Regions from separate parts of the Mus musculus genome. Here regions 1 and 3 are each linked to region 2. Evidence: chromatin loops called from intact Hi-C (ENCODE). Cell type or tissue: heart. All regions are shown on one strand. Links, peaks and the distances in the headings refer to the core of each region. The heading gives the core; the rest is flanking DNA. Region 1 holds the start of Ate1 (arginyltransferase 1). Region 2 holds the start of Plekha1 (pleckstrin homology domain containing, family A (phosphoinositide binding specific) member 1). Region 3 holds the start of Bub3 (BUB3 mitotic checkpoint protein).

Region 1 (10,397 bases), core at 1,703-9,702, 350 kb before region 2:
AAATAATAATAAAAAAAGTCCATGAGGCTACAGGACTGATGGAGCCTGCTTAGGATGACACATACACACAATTGTCCGCCTACCTCAGTACCACATAACTAGCCTCAGTTATCGACACTGTAGCCATGTCAGGGGTAGAACCACTCATTCATTTCTCAAGCCAGAGTTATTTTAGACTATTTCTCTAACTCACCTCTGTATCCTATTAGGAAGCATCTATGTATAAAACATACCTAAATTTGTCCTCTCCTCATTGCCACTAAGATAGAAGCCCTTGTTTCTTCTCTGGACTCTGTCTTCCTGCCTCTCAAATACCTCTGACATACAAATGAACCTTTTGAAACAAATCACATCATATTGCTCTCATATAAAATCTCTGAATGTCTCCTTCTCACCTTAAACATGATCCTTATCATGTCGTCCAAAATTGTACAACATCTGGCCGTCATCTACATTTTGAAACTCACATTAAGTTTAAAATGAGTATTAACATTTTAATTGGTTTGCTCAATCCTAGCTCTAGAGAACACTAGCTTTCAGCACTTAATGCTTATTATTGTTTACAATTATTCAAGAAACGTTCCCAAAAGTTACTTAAAAATAACTATCCATCCAGACTTGGTGGTGTACACATTTAACCCAAGTGCTCAGGAGGTAGACACAGGCCTACACAGAGTACCAGACCAGTCAGGGGTACATAGTAAGAAAAAAGAAAAATTACCAAGAAAACACAGTGTATGAACAATTATAGAATCAGTTAACCAACAGGTGTGTGTGTGTGTGTGTGTGTGTGTGTGTGTCTGCGTGCAATTGTGTAAGGCAATCCTGAGTCACTGAGACAGCTCTATGGATGAAGGCATTTGCTGGCCAGACTGAAGGCCTGATCTCAGCCCCAGAACCCACGTGACAGAAGTAAAGAACCCTCCCGCAGGTTGTCCTCTGAGCTGTATAAGTATTGTAGTACACACAAGCTCATCCCCAAATACAAATAAGTAAACATTTTTTTAAAAGGCAATCTAGGTACTGGGAAGACAGCTCAGTAAGAAAAGCCCTTGCTGTGCAAGCATGAGGATTGGAGTCCAGATCACCAAAGCCAGGCGTGCAATGGTCATCAGGGAGGGTGCTTGCTGCTAAGCATGCACAAGAGTGCTCGAGCACTCGAGCGTGTTCTCTCTCTCTCTCTCTCTCTCTCATTCTCACACACTCTCCCCCCATACTCACTCACTCTACCCCTTCTCATATACGTACACACACACATATAATAAAAATATTTTAAAACAATTTTTTTAATGAATGCCAAGTACCATCAAAAATTTATATTAATTTTTCTTTTTTGTTTTTGAGACAGGGCCTCATCAAGTAGCCCTGGCTGGCCTGAAGCTCACTGTGTAGACCAAGCTATTCTCAAACTCACAGAGATCCACCCACCTCTGCTCCCTAGTGCTGGGATTACTGGCCTGGGACACCACATTCAGCAACAGATAGTGTTAATTTTATAAGATGATAAAGGCATGGTAGATAAGTTAAAAGGGAAACTATTTCTTCTCAGATATGTATGTTGCAATATGCTTTCTGCAATAATAATTAACATGTAATCTACTGTCAAATGCTTTGGAGAGGAGGGAAAACATAGAGAATCAGTGAAAAAATAGAATAATTCCAGAAACTGTCAAAGGTTAGTAATAAGCATACAAGGTATGTAATATATTTTACTTTATGCATAATTTTTAACTTTGCCAATAAATTTCTAAGAACAAAAAACTACACTACACAAAAGAACATAATAAACAGCTCCGTAAAAGAATATCCTGAGGGCAATTCTCACTATGCAGCTATAAGAAGCAACTAAGCAATAACAAAACGCATCTGTGTTAAAGAACCTTACCTTCTCCATCCTCGGTCTATAAGATCCTGATAATCCTGCACTGTCATGGAATGTGCCCACATGCCTGAAAAAGTAAGTACCATGTTAGCTCCAGCACACCCTATTGTCTTCTTGTTAAAACCCTTAAGTGTTCTTTACAAGAAAAAACAGGTAAGTTAGAGGAGGTGTGGTAAAACTGCAAAGGCAGAGACAGGTGGATCTCTGGGCATCCCAGGCCAGACTGGGCTACCTAGTTAGACCCTGTGTAAAAAATAAATTAAAAATAAAAATGGCAAATTTAGACTAAAGTTCTAGAACATTCAAATTGGAGTAAAAAAAAGTCTGCATTTACTTTACACCTAACATAATACGTACAACACAAACAAAAAATAAGTTATATTAATTCTAAGGTAGGAGTGGTGACACAAACCTGTAATCCTAGAATTTAGGAGGTAAATGCATGTGGAGTCAGATGGTGGAGTCAGGAGTCAGGAGTCAGGGTTTAAGACCAACCTCAGCTATATAATAAATTTGAAACCAACCTGAGTAACATAAGATCCTGTGTGTTTGGGGGGGAGGGGGTATTAAGTCAGGTGTGGTGGCACACACCTTTGATCTCAGCACTCAAGAGGCAGAGGCAGGAACATCTCTATGAGTTCAAGGCCAGCCTTGGCTACAAAGTGACTCTAGGAGTCCAGGCAAGTCAGGGCTATATAAGAGACCCATTCTCAAAACAGGAACAAAAAAAAAAGAAATCTAATCTAAAGAATCAAATATATCAAAAGTGACTCCTACTCCATTTAATTAAAAATTAATAAATCATCTCAATTCTCACTGGAATTGTAGACTTCACACAAACTTTCAGAGAACCTCCAGTGAGTTAACACACTGGTCTCACCTATTTGAGAGTTGCCATTAATTAGTTTACCTTCTATTGCTATGCAAGAAACACTATAATCAAATATGGTTTCGGGGTGAAAGGGTTTATTTCCTCTTACAGCTCACAAGGCATCATAGAAGGAAGTCAGAGCAGAAACTGGAGTCAGGGCCCTGGAAGCAAATACCTCAGGGCAGGGATCTAAAGGCAGGAAGTGAAGCAGAGGTCGGGGAAGAACACTGACTACTGACTAGCTCTTCTTGGCTTGCTAGAACTGGTTTCTTGTACATCCCAGTACCCCATGCCCAGAGCTGGGCCCTCCTATATTAATCACTAATCAAAATATGTCACAAAAGACTTAACTACAGGCCATGGGAGAGCGGCAGTTTCTCAGTTGAGGTTTCCACTTTCCAGGTAACTCTAGCTTGTGTCAAGCTGACCAGCACAAAGGTATGTTAGTTCTACTACTTGCTATGCATAATATATATAGCACAGGCTTGACCCTTAAAAATAGGACAAACATATACAGACATACTCATTCAAAATAAATGAACTGACAGTAACTGGCATCCCAAGGGAACAAGATGATGATGACAGAGCCTCTGAAATTATCAATTCAGTGAAATAACTATGACACTGTGGACGAGGGGACAAAAATGATGGGGATTAACATGTAAAGGACATACCTGAACTAAAACTTAAAACGACGAGTTTTTTTCTTCCTGAAGAAATTGTACCAGCTATATATAGAAACATGCTTTATAGAGTGGCAAGCGAGGAGGGGAGAAATGGTGTCAAGTTCCAGTAAAAATGTTAGCATACCAGTTCTATAACCTTCATTTCAGTTCCTGCCCCAAGGTTCCTTCCTGCCTCCACTTCTTGCCCTGACTTCTCAATGGAGCGAAAGCTCTAAGACGAAATAAGCCCTTTCCTCCCCAAACTGCACTTGATCATGGTGGTTATCACAGCAATCCAAAGCAAAACTAGTGACTAGTCACTCGCTGACACCAACAAGTTATTCTGAGCCTCAAAGGAATCCTCTGTAGTTCTGAGGCCACTCAGATATAACAAGAGTTCCTACAACAGTCACCCAACAGAAGAGTGCCTTACAGGAAAGACGAAAACTGAAATGCTGGGAATTTATAGTTATCTTTCTAGATGATAAAACTGTTCTTCAACAAATCTTGAAGCACAAAATATTTATATTGTCCAATTTTCTCTAATACGAAATTACTAGGGGTAGGGGTAGTAAGGTCCTCCCTATTAAAATATGTTTCAGTCACATAATACTGGCAAATATTATAGTCAGAATATAAAAATTCTGAAAAAGAATAGTATCTCTATCACTCAAAGTGAGCCACTGTCATTTGATGTGCTTTCTTGGCCTTATTTGGGCTTTATTGGACCGTATTCCTCTCAGCTGTCACGTGTACTCGGCTGTCATCTGCATCCTGTTTATTTAACCCTATGCTCCAAGCGTTTTTTTCACTTAACTGGTCTTCGTAATCCGTGCATCTAACGATTGTATAACTGTCTACCCAAGGCCGCGGTTCACCTAATAATACACTTTCTCCTAATAAACACTTTTAATGCATCCATAAACCAAAATCCCGTGCACAGCCAAACCACTAAACTGTCTTTCAAAACGGGTAAATCTCTAACCTAAATTTATAGTCAAGTTACCTTGCTTCCACCTGCAGGATTATTCTAAACCATCCATCCTAGATTCTGTATTTGCCGATCATGACACGGCAGACAATAAGTACATATTCGGCTTACAAACAAATCTTCCGTAAGAAACCTGAATCCTAGCCCGGTGGTGATGCACACCTTTGATCCCAGACCCTCGGGAGGCAGGGGCAGGCGGATCTCTGAATTCCAGGCCAGCCTGGTCTACAGAGTGGATTCCAGGACAGCCAGAGCTACACAGAAAACGTTTGTCTCGAAAAGCCAGAAAAATAAAATAAAATAAAAAGAAAAGAAACCTAAAGCCTGAAGGAACACCGTTATTACGGTCTTCAAGATGGATTGGCACAATGACATGGTATAAATCCCTGATTTAAAAAAAAAGTCGAGCAGGTATTTTATCAAAATATCAAGCCGATCTCGGTTTCCAGTACGTTCTCCCAGACACTTTCTCCAAAATGACAGCGAACAGGTGTGCACGCACACGCCCCTCTACACATGCAGCAGGGGGCCTCGGCTGCCGCGGGGATGGATGCAGGGCGGCCGTCAGCTCCCAGGAGCCTCCCCATCTCCCTTCCCGTCTCCCAGAGCAGCCGCTGAGGGAGCAAGGGTGGAGGACACCCGGCTCTTCACGACGCTCCCCCAGGCTGCGGCCACCCAAGACCCTCACAGAGCCCGAAGCACACGCCCGCCGGCCGAGCTCGCTCACCATAGGAGCGACTGCCCAACTTGTTCTTGCAGTAGCCACACTGGAAGGAGGTCTGGCCCTCAAAATACTCTACAAGGCTAGGTGAAGGCGCGCTCCAAGAAGCCATGTCCGCGACCCCGCCGCCGCTGCGCCACCCAGTCCTACGCAGCCGCCGCTACCGCCGCCTTCGCCTCCACCACCCCACAATGCAACGCGCGCGCCTCCGAAGATCGCGCGAAGCCACTCGAGTGCTCCCGGGCTGGAAGGACCGGACGCCCTACGTCACTGACGCCGCCCGCGCCATGTTGACTGCGGGCAGCCGTCCGCTAGTTCCGTTCCTCCTCTGTGAGGGGCGGCTACCCCCTAGGGAGGGCGAGGGCGGGAAGACCGGGATGGAAAGGAAGCCGGCTGAGGAGAGACCAATGGGACCGGGAAGCTGGAGTCGGGTGACCAACGGCCTCAACCCGCGCGGCAGGCCTGCCAGGACGTAGCGAGAGCCTGGCTGAAGCCGGTAAAGGCGACCTGGACGGCGGGACACTCACCACACGACGTCTTGCCCTCCCTGGACTCGCAGTAGCCGCAGTAGTAGCCGGCCTTCAGGCCCTTGTATTCCACCACCGAGGCCATGGCCGCCGCTGTGGGCTTGAGGAGCGGCCACGCCTCTCAGCGCGGGGAACCTCGGGGAAGGGCCGAGAGCGCGGGGGTTGCCGGGTTCGCGGCTCTCCGCCGATCCCCGGTCAGGCCACTGGCCGCCAGCCTGGGTTGCAGGGGTGCGTCTCGGAACCCAGTGTTTAGTGGCCAGCAGGTTACTTGTCCAGTCAACAGCAGTCCTTGTCACTGACGCGATCTCTCAGCCCGCTTTACAGATAGGGAAACTGAGGCTCCAGGTTGGGATTCACCCGGTCATTTGCGCTCTGTAGTTGAAGGTTAACCTCGAGTTCTGCGCCTGACCACCTGTGAGGAACGAGGAGCCGGAGCTGGCTTGATAGAGAGGGATCTAGAATCCAAACAACTCTGCTAGAGCGGAATGTCCAATGACGAAGCGACACTTTCCTCTTTTAAAGGGAGTTTTAAATATCACTCAAAAAGAATTTTTAACTCTTCAGGCTGAACATTTACATAATCTGAATTCACTCCATGGGTCTCCAATTTGCAAAGAACGTGTTTTAGGGAATGAGGTTGTGAGGCAAAGTGTAAAAATAAAGGCATGCTCCTACCAAGATAATATTCCTTAGCTTTCTCCTCTGCGTACACAGATGTTTAAGTCTGTCTGGCATAATTTCCATAGTCGACAATATGGTGAATTCCTTTTTGCAGTGTCTAGAAAGTGCAATCAGGAAACTTTTTTTTTTAATTATGTTTGTGGGTGTTTAGCCTGCAAGTAGATATGTGTACAACCTTCATCCAATGCTGGAGGCATCCAGAAGGCATTGTAGACCCTGAAACCTTGACGGGCAGACAATTCTGAGCCACTCATGTAAGATTGAAAGGATGGAAAAATACAGCCTCAACTCCAGCCTCCTAAGAAGCCCTAAATACCACAAATTCCAGACCCTGCTCCCTGCCAGTATACAGGTAAAAGGTCACACTTCCGTGCTGTTCCAGGGCCCGCTTCCTGTATGGAACTAGGTGAAAGAGCATTAAGACAGACCCTTGAATACGTGATCCTGGCCTAGTAAGATAACAGGAGGAGAGGAGCTGACTAACTGCTTATCTAGCAACTGTAAAGTGCTTGCACAATGGAAGGAAAGATTACACACTGAAAGAACTGCGTGGGGTCTTGATGCTATGAAATGATTGGTTTGCGAAACGCAGGCTTTGTTGTAACCCCATAAAAGCTGTCCCAATTCTGCACTCGTGGTCCGTGGTCCTCTACCCCTGCGTGGTGTACTGGGCCCCAGAGCACGCCTGGAATAAAAAGTCCTCTTGCGGTTTGCATCAAGGCCGTTTCTTGTGAGTGATTTGGGGTGTCGCCTCTCCTGAGTCAGAACGTGGGGGAGTCCTCACTTTGTGGGTCTTTCAACATCAAATATGATGCTGGGAACCAAACTCTGTGTCTTCTGCAAGATCATCAAGTGCTCTTAACCACTGAGCCACCACCTCTCCTGCCGGTGAACAAACTTATTTTTCAACTGTTAATGAACCTAGATGACCTAGAACTCTGGACCTCCCCCCCCCCCGCCCCCCAGGCTCCACTGTGCTGGAATCCCGGGTGTGCACCACTGTACATGGCTAAATGTATAAACTTTTAAAGGAAATTTCAACGGTTTTGACCCTAAGGTTTTCCGTGCTAAAGATGCATCTAGTTAAGTTTAATAATGAATTCAGGGCCTGGTGACCAACGTTGTTCATACAGTTGTTTAAGAACCTAGCAGGTGACCATGTAATACAGAAGTGTAAAATTAGAACTTGTTGCAGCTCAGTGCCCATAGTTTTATGGAACACTTCATCTGCTTCATGTTTCATACCAAGGATCAATGGATTGACCCAAAGAGGGCAGAAGGCCCTGCTCTACATAGAAGGTACGCAGAAAGGCTTTTGACCTTTTCTTGAACAATAGCTCCCCATCCCACACAGCAGAAATAATTTCACTTTTTTTTAAAAGATTTATTTATTATGTCTAAGTACACTGTAGCTGTCTTCAGACACACCAGAGAGGCTGTCAGATATCATTACAGATGGTTGTGAGCCACCATGTGGTTGCTGGGATTTGAACTCAGGACCTTTGAAAGAGCAGTCAGTGCTCTTAACCGCTGAGCCATCTCTCCAGCCCTGATTTCACTTTTTTTAAAGATTATTTTTATTTTTGTGTATGATCGTTTTGCACACCAGTTCATGCCTGGTGCCTTAAGAATCCACATGAGGGCATAGGACCCCTTGGAACTAGAATTACAGACAGCCGTGCTCTGCCTTGTCGATGCTGGGAAACAGATCCCAGGTCCCCTGACATAGCAGCGAGTGATCTCAACTGTGGAGCCATGTCTTCAGCCCTCTGTCTCACTTTCTTGCCCCTTAGAGATATGGTCTTACTATGCAGCCCTGGCCATCCTGGAGCTCACGACGCAGGCCAGACATGGCTCAAACTCAGAAAGATCTGCCTGCCTCGGCATCTGAAATGCTGCAATTAAAGAAATGCACCACCACGACCAGTACTGGTTTCACTGCCCTTGATTTCTGTTACCCATTGTCAACCACTGACCACAGTTCAGTGTATAATGTCCTAAAATGAACAACTCAGAAGTTTTAAGCTGAGCATCATTGTGTGTCAGGTGATGGGACTGCTTGTTGTCCCTGGCACGTGAATCGTGGCCTGCAGTTCCATGCTGTATGTGTTACCTCCATCAGTTACTCTCCATTATTGACTGTCAGGGTATTGCAATCTCTGTGTTAAAGTAGCCCTGATTTACCAACTGATATCAAAGCTTAACAATAGTCATGCCACTATTTGGAGCATGCCAAAAATCAACCAGAAATTGCTTCTTTTAAGTGAACAGGAAAAAACTCTCCACTTAATTAGGAAAAAAAAAATCTTTACTGAGGTTGCTAAGATACAGTGCAATAAGACATCTTCAGAGAACTGAAGCAGGGGGATCACAAATTGGGAACCAGCCTGAGCTACAGAGCTACCCTGACTCAAAACAATATTTAGTTTTTCATATACTGGGTTCACATACATTGTTAATCTTTTACTGTGCCCAATTTATACATTAAACTTGGTCATAGGTATATATAGTTTGGGAGAAAAACTATATATAGGCTTCAGTACTATCTATCTACAGTTCCAGATATGCACTGGGGGTCTTGAAATAATAATATAGGGGGCTGGTGAGATGGCTCAGTGGTTAAGAACACTGACTGCTCTTCCTGAGGTCCTGAGTTCAATTCCCAGCAACCACATGGTGGCTCACAACCATCCGTAATGGGATCTGACGCCCTCTTCTGGTGCGTCTGAAGACAGCAACAGTGTGCTCAAATAAATAATTTTTTAAATTATAGATATAAAAAAATAAAAGGAAACTACTGTACTCTCCTCTCACTTTGCCTCAGCCTGAGGCAGTACACTCTAGAATATTCCAACCTTGTACAGTAATAATGAGAATGTCCTAAGTCCTTGGGCATGTATGGTAATTCACCTAGTATTACAACAACATTGTCAGATGGAAGAGGTAAAGCAGAAAGGCTGAATAACTTGCTGAATGCCGTGCAACAAGTAAGGGACAAACAGGAGGGATAAACAGTAATAAAAGGAACGCAAACGCCTTTAATCTTAGCACTGCAGAGGCGGATTGGATCACTGTACATCTGCGGTCTGAGCTGCACAGGGAGTTCCGGTCAGCCAGGGTTACGCAATGAGACCCTGTCTGGGAAAAAACAAAACCACAGGTACCGGGTGTCCACCTATGTGAAACAATGGTTCCTGGGTGGCTACATTCTGCTAAAAGCCAAAGACAGATATATTTTTTTTCTATTCTAGGCCAGATGAGAGGAGGGAAAGCAAAGCATGGGTTTGTCTTAACTGTGTTTCCCTTTCTTCCTTGACAGATGAAGCTGCTGATGCTGCTCACTTTCAGCGACTCGGTCACATTGGTTTATGTTACCAAGCACCGAGCACTGGTAATGGGGAGGACTTCTGTGGAGGACTCGCAGGCCCATGCAGTGCAACTAAGGAAGGGAAGTGAGACATCCTCCTTTTCCTCCAAAGATTCTGTGAGAGAACCTAAGGTAAGCCAGAGAACAATGGGTTTGAGGCAAACAGATAACTTGAGGGCAGAGAAGGGAGCGTTCTACAGGGAGCAGTGGCATGGTGAAGAGCGCACCAGTGGCAGGAAGAGTCCCAGAAGATGCTTTCCTTGGGACACCTGGATTGGACTCCATCTTGTCAAGACCTGGCTCCTCAGTCTGCTACATACTAACTACATACTACATACTAACTACATACTAGCTACATACTAGCTACATAGTAGCTACATAGTAGCTACACGAGGCTACTGAGCACCTAAAATGTAGCTTGTATCACTGGGGGACAAAATTAGAGTTAACAAATAACAAGCAGGAAAATGGCTGGGGAGGTGACTCAGAAAGTAAGGGCATTTACTGTCAAGTCTGATTGTCCACACTTGTCATCCCTGGGACCCACATGGTAGGAGAGATCTGACGTCTACTGATCCTCCCCTCCCACTATAGTAAAAATGCACCCCGCACATACACACGCACACAGAAAAGGAAGCGATTATTTTTTTCAAAGCAACCCAGAATTTTATCTATCATACCCAAACTGCAGA
Region 2 (10,397 bases), core at 1,194-9,193:
TAGCTTAGGTATGTGTTTATTTTTGTGGACCCCAAAAGACAAACCAAACCAGAATCTTCACATTAGACACATCTGGAATCCTTCGACTTCCCCCAGCACCCGATCTACCTGGCCCTGATCCCAAGCCATACTAAACTCCCCAAAGCCCAAGCTGTCAGTACCATGCCAGTCTCCTTGATACGTGTAGTCTGTAGCAGCCCAAGAAACTGGGATAAACCACTTAACAGCTCATAGTGATGGGGCCAGTCTGCGGGCCAGACTTTTTACAAGTGTTATTAAATTTAAGACTCCCTAGGAAACCATAAAGCCCTATCAAACCCCACCCCACCCCCATTTGCAAAGAAACAATGTTAACATCCAGAGAAGTCAGGTAATGGGCTGAGATCACCCAGCTAGTCAGATGGACTGTAGAACCCAAATTCCTTGAGGTCCTATCCTGGGGTGGGACAAGGCAGTCATGGGATCGTTGTGAAAACCGACGTTTTCATGTTCTCGTTATTAGGGAGCAGATCACAGGTCACACAGGACACACAGGACACAACCCTCTGGGACACTTGAGGCTTTAGCTTTTGTTGCTGAGTGCTAATAATCTCTTCTGGCGAATGGGAAGATGGATGGGGAGAGCTAGCAACCGTTGACTGCAGCTGGAGCTTGGCTGAAGCAGACAGGTGAGTGGCAGTGATCTGAGAAGGATTTCCCACCAGCCGAAGACCTTACGCTTGTGATGCCAGGATGGAATCTTTCCCAGTTTCCTCTGAAAAGAGCCTTCACCTTCAAGAATGCTCCTTACCTCAATATAACAAGGAGCAACTTAGCCATACCCTTATGGTAATCTTGAGCTCAGAAAACCTTGCTTTTCAAGTCTGGATGACAAACTGGAGCAAGAGGCCACATGCTTGGGTGACACAGAGCAGTCTAAGGGCCTCGGTTTTAGGGCTTGTCTGCATCCCAGATCTGCTGTGTGTGCTCAGAGGGTTGACTAGGATATAAGCAGGTGTCTCATGTGCTTAGAAGCTCCTAAAGCCCAGAGATCATAGAGTGATCTTTTGGCACATTAATGGCACTAGGTGATTTTATGTCAATCACATTTATCCAGGTGTTAGAGTTGATCTCTCTCTCTCTCTCTCTCTCTCTCTCTCTCTCTCTCTCTCTCTCAGCCTGGGATTCTGGCTGGTTGCTGAACCACTTGGAAATCTTACTTTTCTTGCACCTGCCCAGGCACCAATCCCTCCAGAACAACAGTCTTTTACATTCATTCCTGGAGCAGGATTGTGCTGAGCAAGCCATAGTTCCTGAAGGAGACTTCAGCCACCTCATTTGTAGTCTGGCAAGTCCCTTAACCCAACCAGCCCTGGGTAATTACCAGGAACCATTCTTCCTATCACAAGCTGGTTGCCAGGAGTGTGGGTGTGGCAGAGGGCCATGAACCAGCTTCTCCAATGCAGCTACAGAGGCAAAGCTCTGATTCTCTCTTGGCTCTAGTTCACGTTTACACCAAACAGTAGAAAAGAGCTGGCTTTGTTGTTGTTGTTGTTGTTGTTGTTGTTGTTGTTGTTTTGTTTTAACTCTGAAGGGAAAACAAGACAGCACTGGGTTCAGAAAGAGTTCTGTTCACGTTTAATCCTTGTTTCACCTTGGTTCTGACTGACGTCTGGCTAGACAGGGATTTACCTCAGGAACTGTTCCTGCGGTTTGTCTTTTGAGTCTGACTGAGCAAGGAAGGAGGCCTGTGATGTTCAGCAGACATTTCTATTCAAGAGAGAGAATAGGTGTGAATTAAACATTAGATTAAACATTGTCAGGGTCGGTCTTCTATTCTAGCGGGACAGAAGGAAAATAAGACCAATCAGATATGTGGGTGATGTTCTGCTCAGATTTGTGTAAATAATATGTGAGTGCTGCAAAGGAGAAAAAGTAAGGCACAAAGGTTCAGGGTGTTCCTGGGGAAGGGAAGTCAGAGACCGTATCAAAGAGGAAAATGACAGTTGGGAGGTGGAGGCAGGCAGATGTCTGTGAGTTCGAGAGCAGCAAAGTCTACAGAGTGAGTTCTGCTACACAGAGAAACCCTGTCTCAAAAACTAAAAACAAAAGTAAAAATGAGAGGGGGGCGGGGAGGAAAATGACACCCAGTAGCACCAGATGCGTTTGGACTAGTCTCCTGGCTTGTGTACCCCGGTCTGCTTGGCTCTATCAGAGGGGCTGGTATCTTGCTGTTAAGTGTGTAGAAAGAAACCAAGGAGTATTTAGAATAAAACACCCAAGTACTTCATCCGTGTGAAGTATGGTGATGACGGGGCAGCGATGCTTCAAAGGTACTTTGAAGTTTACAAAGCCTTCGGTCCAGACTGGCTCTGGGAAGTATTCTAGCGTGCCTCTGCTCTTTCACTCCGTCCTCTTTCATTTGGTTTGCTGTCAGACTTAATCTCAGCATAGGAATATCTCACATGCTTACACTTTTTTCTTAAGTAACAGCGAAAGTACTTATGTTATATAATGAACTGAAGAAAGGGGGGTAGGGCAGAGGAAGAGCAGAGAGCCTTTTATCTTCTATACCTACCCTTCTTTCAGCCTCTGAACTTAAAGGCACATCAGGAATTCTCAAGTTTTGGCTGGACCCCAACCTCAAAGTAGCCCGGAGAATACTTCGGCTGTGTGTCATTGGGCAAATTGAATCCCTTCTCTGGTTTCTGTCACTGTGCATACATTTAACTCTCAGTGCCAAATAAGCTTTAGGATTCATTATGTGATTGCACACTGCTTAGTCAAATGGTAACGACAATCAGGAGAATGGCTCTCTCGTCCAACGCAGAGGGGGTTGATAGAGAGGCTCACGGCTTCAGGGTTAGGGATTTCCCATCACGAAAAGACACTGAACTTGAATTTGACTTTTAGATTGTGTTGGTTGAACTTAATTGCTAACTTGATGTGGGGGGTGGGTGAGGGGAGGGGGAAGAGAGGGAGAGGGAGAGGGAGGAAAGAACTCAGGGCATGTCTGTGAGGGAATTTCCAGAGTTTACCTGAGGAGATAAGACCCGTCCTGAATACGGGCCAGATGCGCTCTGACTGACCCTCATTCTTCTGTTACCGTACCTACCCTACCAGGATGAACCATGCAGACCCTCAACCTGTGAGCCAGAATAAGCCCATCCTAACTTAATTGCTTTTCTCTGTTACAGATTTGCAAACAGCCAATTCGTTATGTACATTCTAATCACTCCCAATGGAATCTCCTAGGGCTCCAAGGGCTGAAAAGCCAGGAATTTCTTTCAGATCTTCAAGCCAAGGAAAGTTAGCTCAAAAAACCTGAGAAAATCAGGTGACATTTGGATTTTTATGTGAAAACTTTTTTTAAAACTTCATCTATACATTCAGTTAAATCAGCAAAAGCCCAGTGCATGGGCCAAATGAAAGGGCTGCGCTGGCAACTCTATGGACTCTTTCAACCAGTCTGTAGATAAGGAAAGGAGTCTTCTTGCTCCCACCTGAAGAAGAGCCAGATGGCCCTCAGCAAGGCTGTGTAGCTGAGATTTCTAAGAAGGTAAGGTGCTGATCGTCTTCGATGTTGGAGATTTGAGGTGGAGAGTCAGCACGGGCAGTTTGCCAGTTCTACCCCTCCAGTCTCTCATCTAGCATAGCCTAGTTGTCCCACGTACACGACAGAGGAACCTTGTCATGAGAAAGGTTGATAAAACACTCTCAAGTGAGAGGGCATGATCCCCAGCTGTGCAGGATACAAACCCCCAAACGTTTATTGAGAGCCTCAGTGTGTGTCACTCACTGGGAAAAGTGGGGTATGTAATTCTCTCCCAGTTCTTTTGCATGTTTAAATATCTCACCTTCTTCAGGTTTCAGCTGAAATATCTCTTCCTTAGAGAATGCTGCTGGACAGGACATCCTCTCTGAAGCCTGCCTCCCTATCTCTATCTCTGAAGCTCATTCTTTTCTTCCACTTATTAAAATGTATAAGGATTGTATTTTGTAAAGGGCTAGCTCCCCTTATGAAACACAGGCTCCACGAGGGCAGGGACTTCATACACTGAGGTTGCTCAACAAATAGGCTGAATATTTTAAAATATCTCCTTGAAAGAGTTTTGAGCAATCCTTTTAAATTTCCTTGGCCTCTTGCATTAATACCACTATTTTAAGGATGAGGTGAAATTGCATTTTGAGAAAGAAATGGTTAGGAGCAAAAAACTGGTGCACAACCAGTGAATTTTATGTTTCTTGTACCCACTATGGGACAGCTTGCAAATTATCTGCAAAGGAACCAAACCTATTTTTAAAGATCCCTGTGCCTCGCAGCTCTAGGTGATGACATCAGAGAACCTCTAGTTCCACGTCCTAAGCCGAGCCTCGTGGTCCTCAAAAACTGCAAGCCCCAGGATGCAGCGCGGCATGGGGAACCCAGCGCCCCGCGCGCGGCCGCGAGCCACCACCCTGGAACTAGGAAGACGCCCGATTCCTTTGCCCGCCACGCCGCCGGGCGTGCGCGGAGCCTGTCGGGACTTGTAGTGTTCGCGGTAGGGAGTGCCCGCTCCGGAATCTCAGTCGCTGTCTGGTCTGGTAGAGGCAGCGCGTGCACGCGTGCGCAGTGCGCGGGCGGGCCGTCGTGGGCGCCGCTCCCGGCAGCTGGGTGCCTGAAGGAGCCGGGACCGCGGTGGCGCGGGTGCTCCGGGCGGAGGCCGCGGTAAAGTGGGGCATGAGGTGTGCAGCTCGGGTGTGCGTGTGTGGAAGGGGAAAGCGGGGCGAGGAAGGCAAGGCTGAGGCGGCCACCGGCTGCTGAGGGGGGCGCGGGGCCGCGCCTCCTCGCGCGTCCGCGGGCGCGCGCACCTGGGCGAGGCCGGACTCACCTGTGCGCGGGTTCCTCTGCGCCCGACGCCAGCCCTGCGGGTCCCCGCCAAGGCCCACAGCCCCTGGTGTCCTCGCTGCCGTCGCCGTGGCTCGGCCCCTGTCGGGGATCCCGGTGGCGACGCCTGTCGGAGCGGCGCGCCTCCAGGGCCGTGTCCGCCCCATCCGCGCCGCTCGCTCCCGCACAGCCCGGCTTCCCCGCGTGTGCGGACCGAGAGAGTGGCAGGGTTGGGAGTGCCCTGGCCAAGGTCAGGCGGGTGGGACCCGAGAGGCGCCTGAACTCTGGGTTCGGGACTTGGAAGAGGGCTGCCCTGCTCGGCTTCTGGTTCCTTTCGGATGCTTTCTATTGACCCTCCCGGGAGAGTGTCCGGGGAGAAAGTGGTGTCAGGTTGAAAGCGCCCTGCTGCTGTTCGCGGTGCTCCGCTTTTGGTAGAATCCTCGTTCTGCTCGACACCCAAGCTGAGGCTCCACCGAGGGCCGAGTAAATTCAGAAACTGATGTTGTCTGGGACCGAGTCCCGAGGACAGGTTTAAGGAACAGATACCAGGTAGTTTATGGCATTTCGTTTTCTAGTTCGCCTTCCCGTTCTTTCTAATACTTGCTTGGATGAGTTGGTCGTTATCTATCTTAATAAGATTTTCTGTACTCTTGTGAAGTCGTATTGCCCTTTGTAAATTAGTTTTCTAACCAGAAAAGCTTATTTCCTGTGTGTTTAATGACCGGAACAAATAGCCCACTCCAAGGTTTATACCATTGTCTTAAGACTGTAGAGTGATCTGCTCTCTAGCTTCCAGGCTTTTTACGTTGACGGCCACTGGACGAATCTGTAGCGAAGTTTAGAAGAGTGTTAAGTGACTCAGACGCTTTGGAAGTAAAATGAAAAACCATTTTTAGTTTACAGCTGGAGATGAACTATTATTTCAAAAATAGTAACACGAATTTTGAATACAGTGCGTCTTAGTTTATCTTACCAACAAACTTGTGGCAAACCATTTTCCCTCAAATTTAAATATTCCATATTCTGGACCAACTCTTCTACAGAAAGTTGATTTTCTTCTTTAAGAGCAGAGATAAACAAGAATAGTAAGTCAGCAGAAATCAAATTAATAGCTTATTTTATAGTGTTATAAACCCTACCCTGTGCCAAATGTCAGATTTCTATTGAAAAATAACACTGTTTCAGTGGACATACTGTGAATCTGTGCTTGTAAAGAGTCACTAGCTTGCCACACACAGCAGGGAAGTGATATACATGTTGCCTTCTGTCTCCCTTTATCTTGTTGGCTTCTGGTTTCACTGTTGCTGTTGGGGGGCGGGGAAAGCAGCAGGTTTGTATCTTTTTTTTTTTTGTCTTCTGTTTGGGTTTAGCAGTGTAGCAAAATAGGAAAGACTGTGCTGTGTACATCTGTTTGGCGGAGACTGAGACAGTGGGACAGGATAAGTATACAATTGTGAGGAAACGGCCATGAGTTCATAAGCAGGAAGGACCTTTTTAGAAGTATTTAAGGATGTTAAGAATAGCATTGGATTCTTTAAACAGTTACTGTGGGCAGTATTCAAAGATAGGATAAGATGCCTAGGGCAATAGGAAGATACTTGGGAAAGGTGGAAACTTACATCTTTATGTGAGCTTTGCTGCTGAAAAACTGACTACTGGGCCTAAGGAAGTTCTTTACTGTTATGCCACTACTCAGATTGTAACTCTTGTCCTCCCCCTTTAGAATTTATAATTCAGAAGGAAATCTAAGAAATAATTTGTTAGTATAATTTAAATCAGATTTTAACATGAACTTGTTGAGTAGTGTGCATTGTCTTATTCTCATTTAAATAGCTCTGTAGTGTAAGAATGAGGAGAAAGGCTTTTGGGTGGGATGCAGTGACTGTCAGATGTGTCAGAGGCTACTCTGCTTTGGCTAGTAAGTTTCAAGAGTTGTAGCAGGGATGTTTTAAGCATCCACTGGTTGCTAGCTAGGAGCTGAAGATACACAAATAATCACCTTCCATATGCCTGAGCAGTACATTTTCTGGCATATCAAGACTTTATTTAAAATTTCAAAAATTGGTTCTGATCTGCAATAATAGATTAAGATTGATGCAATAGGAGAGAAACATCCAATTTTAGTTTTCTTTATTTAATTTTATTCATTTATTTCCACTGCTTGTGAGTAGATAGCATTTGAGAACAGAGTGACTTGTGTATGCAGTTACTTCATGAGGCGGAAGCATTCAGGGGCTTTAGAAGCTTGCCTATAGTGTGCTCAGTTATTTGTAGGAATATCTGTATGGGATGTGTTCATATAAGAAAAAGATATCCTGCCGATATCCTGCCAAGCAGTGGTGGCGCACGCCTTTAATCCCAGCACTCGGGAGGCAGAGGCAGGCGGATTTCTGAGTTTGAGGCCAGCCTGGTCTACCAAGTGAGTTCCAGGACGGTCAGGGATACACAGAGAAACCCTGTCTCGTAAAAAAAAAGAAAAAGATATCTTGTTGAAGCCACCTATAATCTCAGCACTTGGGAGTCAGAGGCAGGTGGATCTCTCTGAGTTCTAGGCCAGTCAGTCTAAATAGTGAACTTCAGGGCTTAGGATAGCCAGAGCCACATAATAGAAAAAGCTTGTCTTAGAAAGACAGACAGACAGACAGACACACACACACAGAGAGATCCTGTAGAGCTAGAGAGAGAGATCCTGTAGAGCTAGAGAGAGAGATCCTGTAGATAACTTGAGAGAGAGAGAGCCTGTAGATAACTTGCTATATAACTAGACTCCTTCAATTCAAGAGTAACTAAACAATTTAAGGATTAGTAGTTGTCCGTGGGGGGTTCTGTGTGATAAAGAATATGTGCATGTGTACATTTGTGATTCTTAGAATATATTTAAATGAACATTTGATGAGCCATTGGACAAATTGAATAGCTTTAACTCCCTCCCTCCCTCCCTCCCTCCCTCCCTCCCTTCCTTCCTTCCTTCCTTCCTGTATTTTTCTTTTCTCTTTTTCATTTTCTTCTAAGACAGGGTTTCACTTTGTAGCTCTGGCTATCCTAGAAGTCACTGTGTATATAGATTAGACTGGTCTCAAATTCAGATCCGCCTGCCTCTGCCTCCTGAGTGCTGGGATTAAAGACATGCAGCACCACTATCTGGTAAATAGATTTTAAAAGATAGTATTTTGGTGATTTTTTGAGGGGGGGGGGTTCGAGACAGGTTTTCTCTGTATAGCCCTGGCTGTCCTGGAACTCACTCTGTAGACCAGGCTGGCCTTGAACTCAGAGATCCACCTGCCTCTGCCTCCCAAGTACTGGGATTAAAGGCATATGCCACCACTGCCCGGTGGTGATTTTTATTATTATTTTTCTAGAATGTAAAAGAAATTTAGAGTCATTTAGGATTTGGAATTTTTTTTTTTTTAGAGTCAAATACTTTCCAAATAGAACTTTTAGTATGGATTGTCAATCTGATAACTTCACACTCCAAAAGTTGTGATTTTTATACCTCTAGTCAACCTTGCTTCTTATAGTGAGGGTAACCATGAATTCTCAGTTCTGGATTTTGTTTAGCCTCTTCTTTTTTTTTGTTTGTTTGTTTTTTGTTTTTTTTTTCCGAGACAGGCTTTCTTGGCTGTCCTGGAACTCACTTTGTAGACCAGGCTGGCCTTGAACTCAGAAATCTCAGAAATCCGCCTGCCTCTGCCTCCCAAGTGCTGGGATTGAAGGCATGCACCACCACGCCCTGCACTGTTTAGCCTCTTCTTGAAGATAAGGTAGTTGTTAGTGCAAGAGTTAGGAGTGATCTCAGAGGACTTCTGATGCAGCTTAGCCAGTATGGTAAATCCTCCCTGAGGACGTCCATGTCAGGGGTTCCCTCCCATTATTACTAAGGGTGGTTATGCAAGTCCATTCGCCAGTGGATTATTGAACAGTCTGAGCTAGTGACAATAAACATGAGGCAATTTTAATGCTCGCCATTCATTGTTTTTAGTTTCTTTTGAAGGATCTTTCTGTTTTCCACCCTTGCCCCATGAAAAAGGATAGCTTTTCTATCATTTACAGCTATTAAAAGTGCCTTTAATCCTAGCACGTGGGAGGCAGAGGCAGGCTATCTAGTGAGACTGTCTAGGAAAGGAGTGTGGGGAGCTCTAATCTAGTGTATTCCAATTTAAAGCATAAGCCTCATATAATTTAGAACTCCTTTGCCCTCTTACCCAGCATCTGGCCACTTGCTGCCTAAATCTTGGGATGCAGAGGGGCTGTCAAATATTAACTTACTCTGTAACCTTTTTGCTGTTCCCGTTTGGGGGATCTGCTTGGATAGGGCCTGGTCAGAAGAATGGGATATGTACTTAATTCCTGTATGTTCCTCCTTAAGTAATGGTGTAGGCCATTGATGTCTGACAGACAAGCTGGTGTCTCTGGTGAGATTTTACATGGAGACTCCCTCTGTATCATATCCAGTTCCTGGATATGAAACTTCTGTGGCCAACCCTTTTTCATTCTTTACTCCACCCAACTTGTTACCTTTAGTGTGTGTGTGTGTGTGTGTGTGTGTGTGTGTGTGTGTGAAGAGGGTTAAGGATTTTTTTTTCTCTGTAGTTAGGTTTTTTTTGATAACAGCAAGACCATTTGAGCTCAGGTATGCTGGCAATAACCACTCAGTCCATGTCCTTATGTCATGTGGTGGCTTGCAGGCTGCTGCCCTGCTGCTTTTATTTTAGTCTGTTTTAGTTAATTTTTAAAAAAAATCAGTTCTCATTGTTCCCTTGCTCAGGGAGGCAGAGTCTGCTGCATGGTCTATTGTGCAGGCTGAAAGTGAACTGGAAGATGCGATGTCAGTCTCTCTGTCTCCTAGGTAATGTAAATAATAAAATATCTTGGAGACCCTTACCACTATTTTAGGTGAACACTTTCTGTTTCCCCTGTTCTTCCTGAAGGCATGGAACACTTCTTTCCTCTTTCTCTCTCTGTGTCAGTTGCTTCTACTGAAGAAAAGGCTGTTAAGGTGGTGCTCAGGGTACCAGAGTCCTGAAAGCTATATGTAGCAGGTAGTTAAGGGCCATGCCTGACTACACAGATGTATGGACAGTGTGGGCTTTGTCCACAAATTGAGCCAACCATAGATTGGAAAGATTCCTTCTGTTCTAAGCACATATAGACTGTTTTCTTGTTATATTGCTATATTAATAACCATCTACATAGGATTTAAGCTGTATTCAGTCTTGTAAGTAATGGAGAGGTGCTGCACAGAGGGAGGTCTGTGAGTTATGAACAAATACTGTGCCACTTCACATAAAAGCCTTGGTAGCTATGGGAGACCTGAAACCACTCTCTGTGGGTGAGGAAGGACGCCTGAATGTCCTCTACTTTGTCTGTGTGAGATTCTGGTCCATGTAGTATCTGATTAACAAATAATACAGCATTCTATGGCCTGAGGAAGTCTTCCAGTGTAGAATTTCCTTTCTTTTCTTTAAAGATTTATCTGTTTATTATATGTAAGTACACTGTAGCTGCCTTTAGACACTTTGCCTTCTCTCTCCAGCCTCATTCAATCTGGCCC
Region 3 (9,947 bases), core at 1,948-9,947, 690 kb after region 2:
GTGTTCTGTCAGTCCTGCAGGCTCTATGTCTTTTCCCTCCTCTCGGCCTCTTCTCGAAGTGATTAGTACTCTAAAATGATTGACAGTGCTGAGTTTCAGAGAGGTAAAAGCTAACGGAGGACAGCCAAGGAGTTATGAATAAAATTAGCCCGACTCTCAAAGAAAACGGCCTGTAAAATGATGCTACCTTGTAGAGCTCAGTCCTCAAAGGCAAAAATCACCTTTAAAAAATGGTGTTAATGTCCCCATTCCAGACCCGGTACCACGTTTACTTTTATAAGAGTGGAAGGAGACCCTCCAGCTCGGATTATATGGAACCCTCTTCTGCTGCTTTGAAAGGCCGAGGCTCTGGACTTTGGGCGCTAGCAGGACGCAGTAGAAAAGGAAAGGGTTAGCAATAGGGGAATCAAGGATGCAGGCATCAGTCAACCTCCTTGTCCCCGGCAGAGCTGAGAGTCTTTAAGGCTCATCAACTCCATGGTCATTCTGTTTGTGCTCACTCTTCAGGTACCCCCAAGGGCAGCGGAGGCGCAGGGCCTGCGGCCTCGGAGCGCACGCCATTCCTTTCTCCTTCTCACCCGGACTTTAAGGAAGAGAAGGAGAGGCTTTTGCCGGCGGGCTCGCCTTCTCCGGGCCCGGAGCGGCCACGGGACGGCGGTGCGGAGCGCCAAACCGGAGCGGCCAAGAAGAAGACGCGCACCGTCTTCTCCCGCAGCCAAGTGTACCAGCTCGAGTCTACCTTCGACATGAAACGCTACCTGAGCAGCTCGGAGCGCGCTTGCCTCGCCTCCAGCCTGCAGCTCACCGAGACCCAGGTTAAGACTTGGTTCCAGAATCGCCGCAACAAGTGGAAGCGGCAGCTCTCAGCCGAGCTTGAGGCAGCCAACATGGCACACGCGTCGGCGCAGACTCTCGTGGGCATGCCGCTCGTGTTTCGGGACAGTTCGCTGCTGCGAGTGCCGGTGCCGCGCTCTCTGGCCTTCCCGGCTCCGCTTTATTACCCGAGCAGCAATCTCTCGGCCTTACCGCTCTACAACCTGTACAACAAGCTTGACTACTGACATGCTCGCCCGCCGGCTCCCGGGACGCCCCTGGTCGCCTGCAGCTGCCTGCATAGCCCGGCGCGGTCGGGATCCTTCGCAGAGCTCCGGAGCAGAGCGGCGCGTGTCCAGAAATATTAAGAAATACACCATGTGTATTCGTTATGTCTTATTTATGGCCTCTTTCCTACCTTTTGTTTTGTTTTGTTTTATTTTGTTTTGTTTTGTTTTGAGTATTTATCTGCATTCCTCACGCCAGAGCACCTGCTTTCTACACAAAACCAAACAACTCGCGTTTGAAACTATTTTGGAAGGGGAGGCTCTCGGGTGGTGGTGGGAAGTGGGGTTTTGATTAGGTCGGTTTTGACCAGTAGCAAGAAAAAAAAAAAAACATCAGAAAAACCACCAACAGAACCAGGCAGTCTTTCTCCCATATATACACCTGTATATAGAAAATGTGGTAGGACACAAGCTCAGCCGAGCCGAACCAACTAGGGCTTTGGTCGTTGAACTAATCACTTCTCTTTATTCCCTTCATCTTGAGGATGGGTAGGGGCAAAACGAGGAGAGTACAGATCTGTAAATATTTTTAAAGAGAAAAAAATAAAACGTTTTAAACATGGTTGCTAACTTTGGAGGGATGGATTGTCCCAGGAGACAGCGGCAGAGGAGTTTCTGGATTTTTTTTTTTTTTTTTGCCAGAGCATGCAGGATTCTGTCTCCTCCCTCAGCCCCCAAGGTTCTGCTCTCACCACGTGTGGGTGGGGCTGGGCTCAGAGGTTAAAGGTCGGGATATTGGGGCTGCCCAGGCAGCACGTGACTGGGGCTGCTTACAGGAACAGCACAGTTCCCACGACCCAGGTGTGCGGGTTGGGGTGCACTCGAGATGGAATCCAGATCCACAGCCCCGCGCAGCGAAAGACAAAGCCAGGAGCCTGGCTGCTGACCCGGTCGCCTCTGGGAATGAGCCAAGCAAGGAGGTGAACATCTCCCCGATACTGGGCTGTTTTGGGCTAGACGAAAGCTGGGCACGCCGCGAAAGGCCGGAGCTCTTGGCGTTCTTGGCGTCCTCCTGCGCGGAGTAAAACGTGGGGTGAGAGAAAGCGTCCGCTTGGGTTCCAGAGCCACAGGCGACTGGCTTGCAGCCCTCGCAGGGGTCTCCCGCTGGTGACACAGTTGCGAGAGTTCTGCGCAGAGCGGGAAGTGATGCCTAAGGGTCAGATTTCGTTGGAGGGATTCGTGGAGCAGATGACACGGGCGCTTCCCTAGTTTCTTTTTGTAGTTGTTAAATTTGCCCGTGAATGACAAAAAGGTCGGATCACTGGCTAACTTGCAGCAGCTGTTTCTGAATTGAGCACTGAGGATTGCAGTGCCCGGCTGCCTGCCTCCATGCAGGGTTAGGGAGGCTCTGCACCCGGAGAACTGCTTCGTCAGGATCATGCAAATCACAGCACTGTATTTTCTCTACGTTTTCATAGCATCCACCTGTTCCTTGTTAAATGTCAGAAATGGGCCTGGAGCTTGGAGGAGGCCTCAGGTAGAGTTATTAGGTCCAGCCCGCCTCCCCTCAGTGGTTGATCAGGGTGCAAAGAGCTAGGAGTCTGCAGCGCCAAGGCCCTATCTATTTCTTTCTTCAGAAGAAAACCTGGTGCCTGAGGGACCGGTCTCTTTGAGCCAAGGGGGCATCGAAATGACTTGCATTTTGTAGAAATTCACAGAATGTAAACGTTTACATGGCCCATATCATTCCGTGAAATATGCCTGGCAGAAGAGATTTGCTCTGATATTGCCTATTTTTTTCTTAACACATTATATTTTATAAAACCTGCAACTCCTCCTAGGTGACATTAGATGGATGCTACACAAGAATGCACCGGGCAATACTAGGTTGGTTTGCTTACATTTGTTTTATTTTAGCTGTGTTCACCTCAATAAGTATTTGTTGAGGTCTCAACATGTGCTAAGAACCTACACTAAATTTGGGGTGGTCCAAAGGAGAACACAAAGAGGCCTATCAGTTCTCTTCTTACTTATTAAATATGTGTTTTCAATTGCTCATTGGATATGTGTATTTTTCTGTCACCGTAGTTTTCACTCCAGATAACCTCTCTACATTCTTTCCCTGACAGCATTCTTTGAGTGTTCCACCCAGAAACAACCACATTACTTCAGAGGACTGTCTTGTAAAAAAACATACTCCGTTCGGATGCTTTTGATCTGCCTTTCAGCAGATTACAATTCGGTGATGGATTTAACAGTATTGGGTCATCATATTTGCTTCAGGATGGCTTTCTCCATAGGTAGTGACCTCCTCCTCCTGTCACTGTCGGCATTAACGACTTGAGTTTGCCCATAATATTTTAGGGAATGCCATTTCCCGCAGTTGTCATGTGGTATATATCTGACTCTCTTTACTCACCCAGACATTAGCTGTGGCAGGCGACTCACCACTGCAACAGGTAACTGAATATCACACACACACACACACACACACACACACACACATACTTACTTTACATTTGTGTTGTAAAATGGTCAAGACTCTGCTTGTGGCCAGATTTCCTATCTCAAGTCTAGCAATTCATTTGAATAATCAGCAAAATAGTCCATCTCTTTTCAGGCTCTAAACTTGATTTACAAGATTGACGTTTCTTAAAACTCAAATAGAGTTGGGCTGCAAGTGTGCGGCCAGAGGGGCCTGAATCATACACACATGGGATAATGAAATATGCTTAGATTTTATTAGCAGGTAATTTATGCTCAGAATCTGGAAACAGTAATAGAATTAAATAAACAACTGGGAAAGAGAACCAAATAAGTCAAGAGGTAAAATTATTTGGCTAAACTTAGAATGCAAAACAACTCAATGCATTAAAAAAAATTGAACTTGGCCATTGATTTGTTGAAAGAGAAGAGAGAGAAAGAACCACATACTAGAACTATTTGGAGAGGGAAGACAACCAGAATATTTTAGCCATAATAACCATCATCAGGACAAAAGACTGGTGTGTGTGTGTGTGTGTGTGTGTGTGTGTTATTGTCAGGAATCTTAAGTGCATTTAGTTCAGAGTCTGTGCACACATAAGATCTTTCTTTCTTTCTTTCTTTCTTTCTTTACTTTTATTTTTTTAGACAGGGTTTCTCTGTGTAGCCCTGGCTGTCCTGGAACTCACTCTGTAGACCAGGCTGGCCTCGAACTCAGAAATCCACCTGCCTCTGCATCCCAAGTGCTGGCTGCGCCACCACTGCCCGGCAAGATCATTTTTCTTTTCTTTTCTTTTCTTTTTTTTTAAAAATGTACCTTGAAAGTTAAGTAGTTTAAAACTAGAGACAACTTCCTACTTCATGCAACAATTTCAAAATAAAAGGGATTGTCTCAAAAAGATGGGACAGAGAAAAAGAAGTTGTATCCAAGGATTAATTAGAAACTCAGTAACATTTTGCATGTCAGTATGCTACTATGTTGTTTGTTAAGTACTGCTTTTCTCTCACAGAACCAAAACAACCTTTTGATTCTCATATTTTTTAGAGGATTCTAGAAACAGAAAGTGCAGCAAACTGAGCCTGCAACTTCCATGATAATGCAGAGGAAGGTGGGAGAGGGAGGACAGTCACAATGCTAGGTCCTATGATGAACATTCCTAAGAGATTCTGGCTGATCGTTAAAGATTGGAAATATTTGTGTCCTGCTCTGTTCACCCTTATGGGTGTGGTACTCTTCTAAAGCAAGGAGTAGTTTGACTGAGTGTGTATTCCCAGAGCTGCTTAAGAGGCCTGACATTCAGGTGCTTGAAAACTGTGGAGAGATGAAACGATAAAAATGAGATCACTAGAACTCAAGGGAAATGAGTCTCTAGTTCACAAATTGATAACCCAGCAAAATAAAAGCAAATAGTACCTTTGACTAGAAATTATTCTTCAGTATGACTAGTCTGGATTAAGTCCAGGGGTATGTGCACGGCTAGAAAGAAAATATTAATTTATATCTATAGTAGTTATCAACCAAAATGAAATTCTGTGTCTGAGAGATAGAGGAGAAGGATGTCACAAGAGCTAGATAAAATCTCTTTTCTGCCTTCTAGTCTGTGGATGTTCAGGCAAGCAGCTCCAGGGAGACTACAACTCCCAGCATGCAGCATACAATTGTGGGCGGGCGTGAACGCCTTCATGACCTGAGCATACTTGGGAGTTGTAGTTTTCCCTCCGCAGCTCCAGAGATGTAACCTCGGCGTGGAGGTACTAAGAGACCCGGTGAACGGGGGGGGGGGGGGAAACGCGGCTTCCCTTTGAGCCGGAACAGGATGACTGCGGAAAATGAGGCAAGCAGTAAATCAGACCAATCAGCTGCCGAGATCGAGCCGTTGGCGTTCAAAATCAGCCAATGATAGGCCTGCTCCGGAGCTTCCTCTCCGCCTTCTCCGCTTTGCCTGCGAGTGCTCGGAGGGAAGCGGATCGGTAGTGGCCGGTGCAGAAACGTTGCTTAGGCGGACAGGAGGTAGAGGTTCGGGCGAGGGCGGGCGGAGCGGGATCTGTGGCCCGTGGCCGGCGCATCGATGCACAGAGGGATCCGGTCGAGGTCCATTGTGTTTTATATGGGGATCTGCGGGCAAGGAAGGAGGCCAGGCCGGGTGGAGCTCGGCGGAAGCGGGATGGCGGCCGGCCTGGATCAAGGGGGACTCGCGCAGGCGCAGGCCGTGGCCGGCCTCTGTTGCTCCGGTTAGGAACTCAGACTTAGCGTTTTGTTCTACAGATGACCGGTTCGAACGAATTCAAGCTGAACCAGCCACCCGAGGATGGCATCTCCTCGGTTAAGTTCAGCCCCAACACATCCCAGTTCCTCCTGGTCTCCTCCTGGGATACGTCTGTGCGCCTCTACGATGTGCCCGCCAATTCCATGAGGCTCAAGTACCAGCACACTGGTGCTGTCCTGGACTGCGCCTTCTACGTAGGTGGATTCAGTTTCTGCTCCTGTCCCCTTAATACTGAGATGTCCTAGGCCTTGCCAGTAGCATCTCATACACGGTTCGAGAATTCTGATAGTTCATAACTACTCGGGAATTCTTCCCTTTAGCCTGGCATCAAGCCTACTACAATGGTTTGTGTTCTTATTTCTTCTCTCGTGGCAATTTCAATCTCCATTTGTAAATTCAGACTTGAGTAAACTTTCTGGACATAGATAATTGAAGTTAGCAGCAAGACTGATTTTTAGCTATCCTTTGAAAAGTAATGAATGTTGTCTAATTTAGCCTTAACTCCTGGTGTCCACCTTGTATTTGCTTCCTTGTGGAGATCACTAACTTGCATTTTTGTTTGCTTCTTAGTTTCTGTCACACTGGACATAACACTTGGCTGTAGAAATAGCAATGTTGAAAATGCTTGCTAAAGCTTTGTAACTTTGAATTGGCTCCAAATGTAAGAGTGGGGTGGGAGGATGTGGTGGCCACAACTTTAATCCCAGAGGCAGAGGCAGGAAGAGCTCTTGAGTTTTGAGGCCAACCAGGGCTACATAGTGTCTTCCAAAAAAAAAAAAAAAAAAGTAAGAAAGAAAAAAAATCAAACCCAAATTTTGCTTTGTAGGATCCAACGCATGCCTGGAGTGGTGGATTAGATCATCAACTGAAAATGCACGATTTGAACACTGATCAAGGTATTAATATAGCTACATTTTACCAGTTTTTCTTTACTAGTGTATTTGTGTAGAAATGCTTATTTAAGAAGAGTAGGTGTTTTCAGTACTTATGTGAAGGCGGAACACGGCTTTGATAATAGACTTTTAAAATTGGATTAAGTTACCACAAATGGAACCTGAATTTTGCAGTAAAGCCCCTTCTGAGCACTGTCTTTTTTTTTTTTTTTTTTAAGATTTATTTATTTAATTTATAAGAGTACACTATAGCTATCTTCAGACACATAACAAGAGAGCATTGGATCTCATTACAGATAGATGGTTGTGAGCCACCATGTGGTTGCTGGGAATTGAACTCAGGACCTCTGGAAGAGCAAACAGCCAGTGCTCTTAACTGCTGAGCCATCTCTCCAGCCCCTGAGCACTGTCTTAAGTGTCTAGTGGAAGCATCATTTAAGCATTTGACTGTCACTATTAGAAGTCTTAAGCAGCGGACTGGACTCAGGGTCCGGTTTGTCAGGATTTCTTTGGACAGTTTGATATTTTAGGTTGGTCTTTTCACAGGCTAAAAAAAAAAGTACATTTTAAAAATGGAGCACGGTAGCCCCGTCATATTTATCTTAGTGATGCCTTTGCGTTCTTAGCAGGAGAATGTATTTCAGTTGGCTGTGTAAAAACATTTCTTAAGAGGTTTATGATTTCACTGTGGCAGGATTTGGAATGGAACCCAAGACGTGCAAAGCGCTCTGAGCTTTGTTTGCCTGCCCTGTATTGGATGTAGGTATACTGGAAAGCGATGGTGGGGGTGTAGACATGTGGCTACCTAGAGGCCAGCTTGAGCAATCCGAGTGGACTGAGAAGCACATCTGAGCCAGGTGTGATGCTGCTCCTGGAATCCCAGCACTTGGGAAGGGGAGGCGGGCGGATAAGAAATTCAAGGCCAGCCTCGGCTATATAGATAGTTTGAGGCCAGCCTAGACTACTAAGACTCTGTTTCCAGGAGAAAAGGAATGATTTTTCATTGGAAGAGGCCTCTGTCCAAAAGTGACTTTGTGTGTTTAATATGCACATGCGAGGAGAGCACTCTGCCTGAGCTACATTCCTGATCCTGGTCCTGGTCCTCTTCCTTTTTTTTTGTCTGTCACATGGGCTTTGGCACACAGTAGATATTTAGTAGATGTTTACTGAATGAACAAATGAGATACTGTGAAAGTTGAAATTGACAGGAAGGAAATTATGTAGCAGAAATTGGACCCTACCATGAGAAGCAAGTGAGTTAATTGAAAGACTCCCCTCAGCCTTCAAATCCTGTAACCATTTCATACTAGCTTTGACTTAATGGGAAGACAAGTGCGGTCAGGGTGCAGGAAGCCAGAGATCTCCACTCTTAGCTCACTCGCCAAGTATTTCTGGAGCACCTACAGTGTACCAAGCATGCACTAGATACAACCAAAGGTACAGTGTTAATCAGTTTTCTTACAAAATCTAGGATCAAGTTAGCCATCCACCATCCTCACACAGTTCACTGTGCTGGTTTCCTGCTAGTGAATGACCAAACCTGGGCAGTGTGAGGTCACTTAGAGAGGACTGGCTAACGTTGTAGTCGTGGAGCGATTGCTCTGCATGCAGACATCTCTGTGGAGTGACCGAGATGAATTCATTTCAGCTGACAGCCCCATGGGTTCACTTGAGGTATCCTATGAGAGAGTAAAGCTAGCTGTGTTGTTTTTATCTTTTCTTTGCAATAGAAAATCTTGTTGGAACTCACGATGCCCCTATCAGATGTGTTGAATACTGTCCAGAAGTGAACGTGATGGTAACTGGAAGTTGGGATCAGACAGTTAAACTGTGGGACCCCAGAACTCCGTGTAATGCTGGGACTTTCTCCCAGCCGGAAAAGGTAGGGTTTTATCTGCACCAGGGGTGTGGTGGTTGGAGAGTGTGCTGTTGTTAAGAATTGGCAATGTGTTTGAGAAACCTAACTGTATAGAAATGCTTTAATGCGAAGGGAGTTAACTTTTACATTTTGGTCATCTTTTTCTGTCAGTTATTAAACTTGGGCCGGAGAGCAAGAGCTCGAATTCCTCTTCAGTCCATTGTTAGTGCTTCGGCTCTGAGAGGTAACTCACTACCTTTTCATAGAAGCCATTAACAGAGGCTTACTGTCTTAAGTTTGGTCTGACACCCCAAACCAGAAGATGGGGTGGAACATGACTCATTTTCAGATGTGACTTGAGGCTCCATTTGAATTGACAGTTGAGAATGAAAAGGGAATCATTTCAGCTTTAGAGAGAGAGCTGTGTTCTCTGACTGTTACTGCTGTGTGTGTATTTAAATGCTGACAGATGTAGTTTGAAGGCTTGTAGTAAATGGAGTTTTTAAACACCTTTGAATCTAAATTTCCTTTCCCACAGACAACACCATAGTTGGGTCTTACCTTTTGTCAGCCCAGCTTGACAGCCTCTACCTTTGAATTATAAAACCATTTATGTCTATGATGCCTGTGTGGTTTTTTATATATATATATTTTTAAGAATTTCATGCGTGAGTACGTTTTATTTACATCGTCCCCTTCTGACTTCCTCTGCTCACTCAGGTGCCTGGCCTCTCCCATAGGATTGTTTTATACACCGTGCACACATGTGAACACACACAATTTGGTGTTGTTGTTTATACATGTGTTTGTGGCTGACCACTCAGGATTGGATAACCTCCCAGGGGTCTTGTCCCTGGAGAAAACGGAATCTGCCTCCTGTGATTGGAGCTTTTAAAACCGATTTGGGTGTATTCTCACTTCTCAGTCTGTTCATAAACACAATTAGGCTGTGTCTTCCCCAGACTTTTATTGGGTAGTAGTTAATTTAAAAGATGGATTGTTTTAGCAGTTTCAAGTATTCTTCACTTGAGTCCATTCCCTAGTGTAAATACACTGGTGGGCCCTGCCAGCCGTCGTTACACACAGCAGTGAATCCAAAGAGCCATTCTTTTTTTTGTCCCGTCACAGTCGACTCTACTCCTGGCAAGACCTTTGTTCAGAATAAAATAATTGCATTGTTTCTAGTTTTGATTTATGGTTGTATGTAGCATGTTAAGAACTGTGATAAATTGCTGACAGACTATCATATAATGGACAGCCACACTGAAGCAAGCTGCTTACTGGTTCAGCGAAGTTCATTATGTCACTTTTTTTAATACTTTCTTTGATAAATGTATATACCCAGTCAGTAGTATGACAGTGGTTTCCCTTGATTTATGATCAGTGCGGATAGAAAGCAGTTTTA

Evidence for each region. Hi-C counts contacts between places; a loop is a spot of excess contacts. Peaks named below come from ENCODE experiments on the same cell type or tissue, not always from the same donor. Only the 100,000 strongest peaks of a DNase experiment are listed, where the experiment ranks them.
Region 1: a loop joins it to region 2, with 2.4 times the contacts of the local background. A loop is called at or near these places in 3 of 42 quality-filtered maps.
Region 3: it touches region 2 in a loop (12-fold over the local background); 2 of 42 quality-filtered maps call a loop at or near these places.

Annotation. Positions count from the first base shown.
Region 1 is chr7:130,514,220-130,524,616 of GRCm38, forward strand. It overlaps Ate1 (arginyltransferase 1), which reads right to left and starts at 5,361. Exons shown (of 12, transcript NM_013799.3): 1 at 5,137-5,361; 2 at 1,886-1,949. The coding sequence starts at 5,242. It overlaps Gm4275, which reads left to right and starts at 5,372. Exons shown (of 4, transcript XR_869987.2): 1 at 5,372-5,626; 2 at 9,658-9,837. In heart, for the core only: no CTCF peak of the experiment used is centred there; DNase peaks (open chromatin) are centred at 5,392 and 7,002; H3K4me3 peaks cover 2,637 bases; H3K27ac peaks cover 2,684 bases.
Region 2 is chr7:130,861,297-130,871,693 of GRCm38, forward strand. It overlaps Plekha1 (pleckstrin homology domain containing, family A (phosphoinositide binding specific) member 1), which reads left to right and starts at 4,428. Exons shown (of 13, transcript NM_001346515.1): 1 at 4,428-4,687. Gm5602 (a long non-coding RNA gene) reads right to left here. Exons shown (of 4, transcript XR_869992.3): 2 at 4,851-5,417; 3 at 1,672-1,749; 4 at 1,152-1,567. In heart, for the core only: a CTCF peak has its summit at 4,985; a DNase peak (open chromatin) is centred at 4,495; H3K4me3 peaks cover 2,264 bases; H3K27ac peaks cover 1,432 bases.
Region 3 is chr7:131,554,920-131,564,866 of GRCm38, forward strand. Hmx2 (H6 homeobox 2) reads left to right here. Exons shown (of 2, transcript NM_145998.4): 2 at 508-3,095. The coding sequence ends at 1,061. Bub3 (BUB3 mitotic checkpoint protein) reads left to right here and starts at 5,451. Exons shown (of 8, transcript NM_009774.4): 1 at 5,451-5,535; 2 at 5,791-5,985; 3 at 6,618-6,687; 4 at 8,415-8,566. The coding sequence starts at 5,791. In heart, for the core only: no CTCF peak of the experiment used is centred there; DNase peaks (open chromatin) are centred at 2,122 and 5,352; H3K4me3 peaks cover 2,018 bases; H3K27ac peaks cover 1,049 bases; H3K27me3 peaks cover 2,521 bases.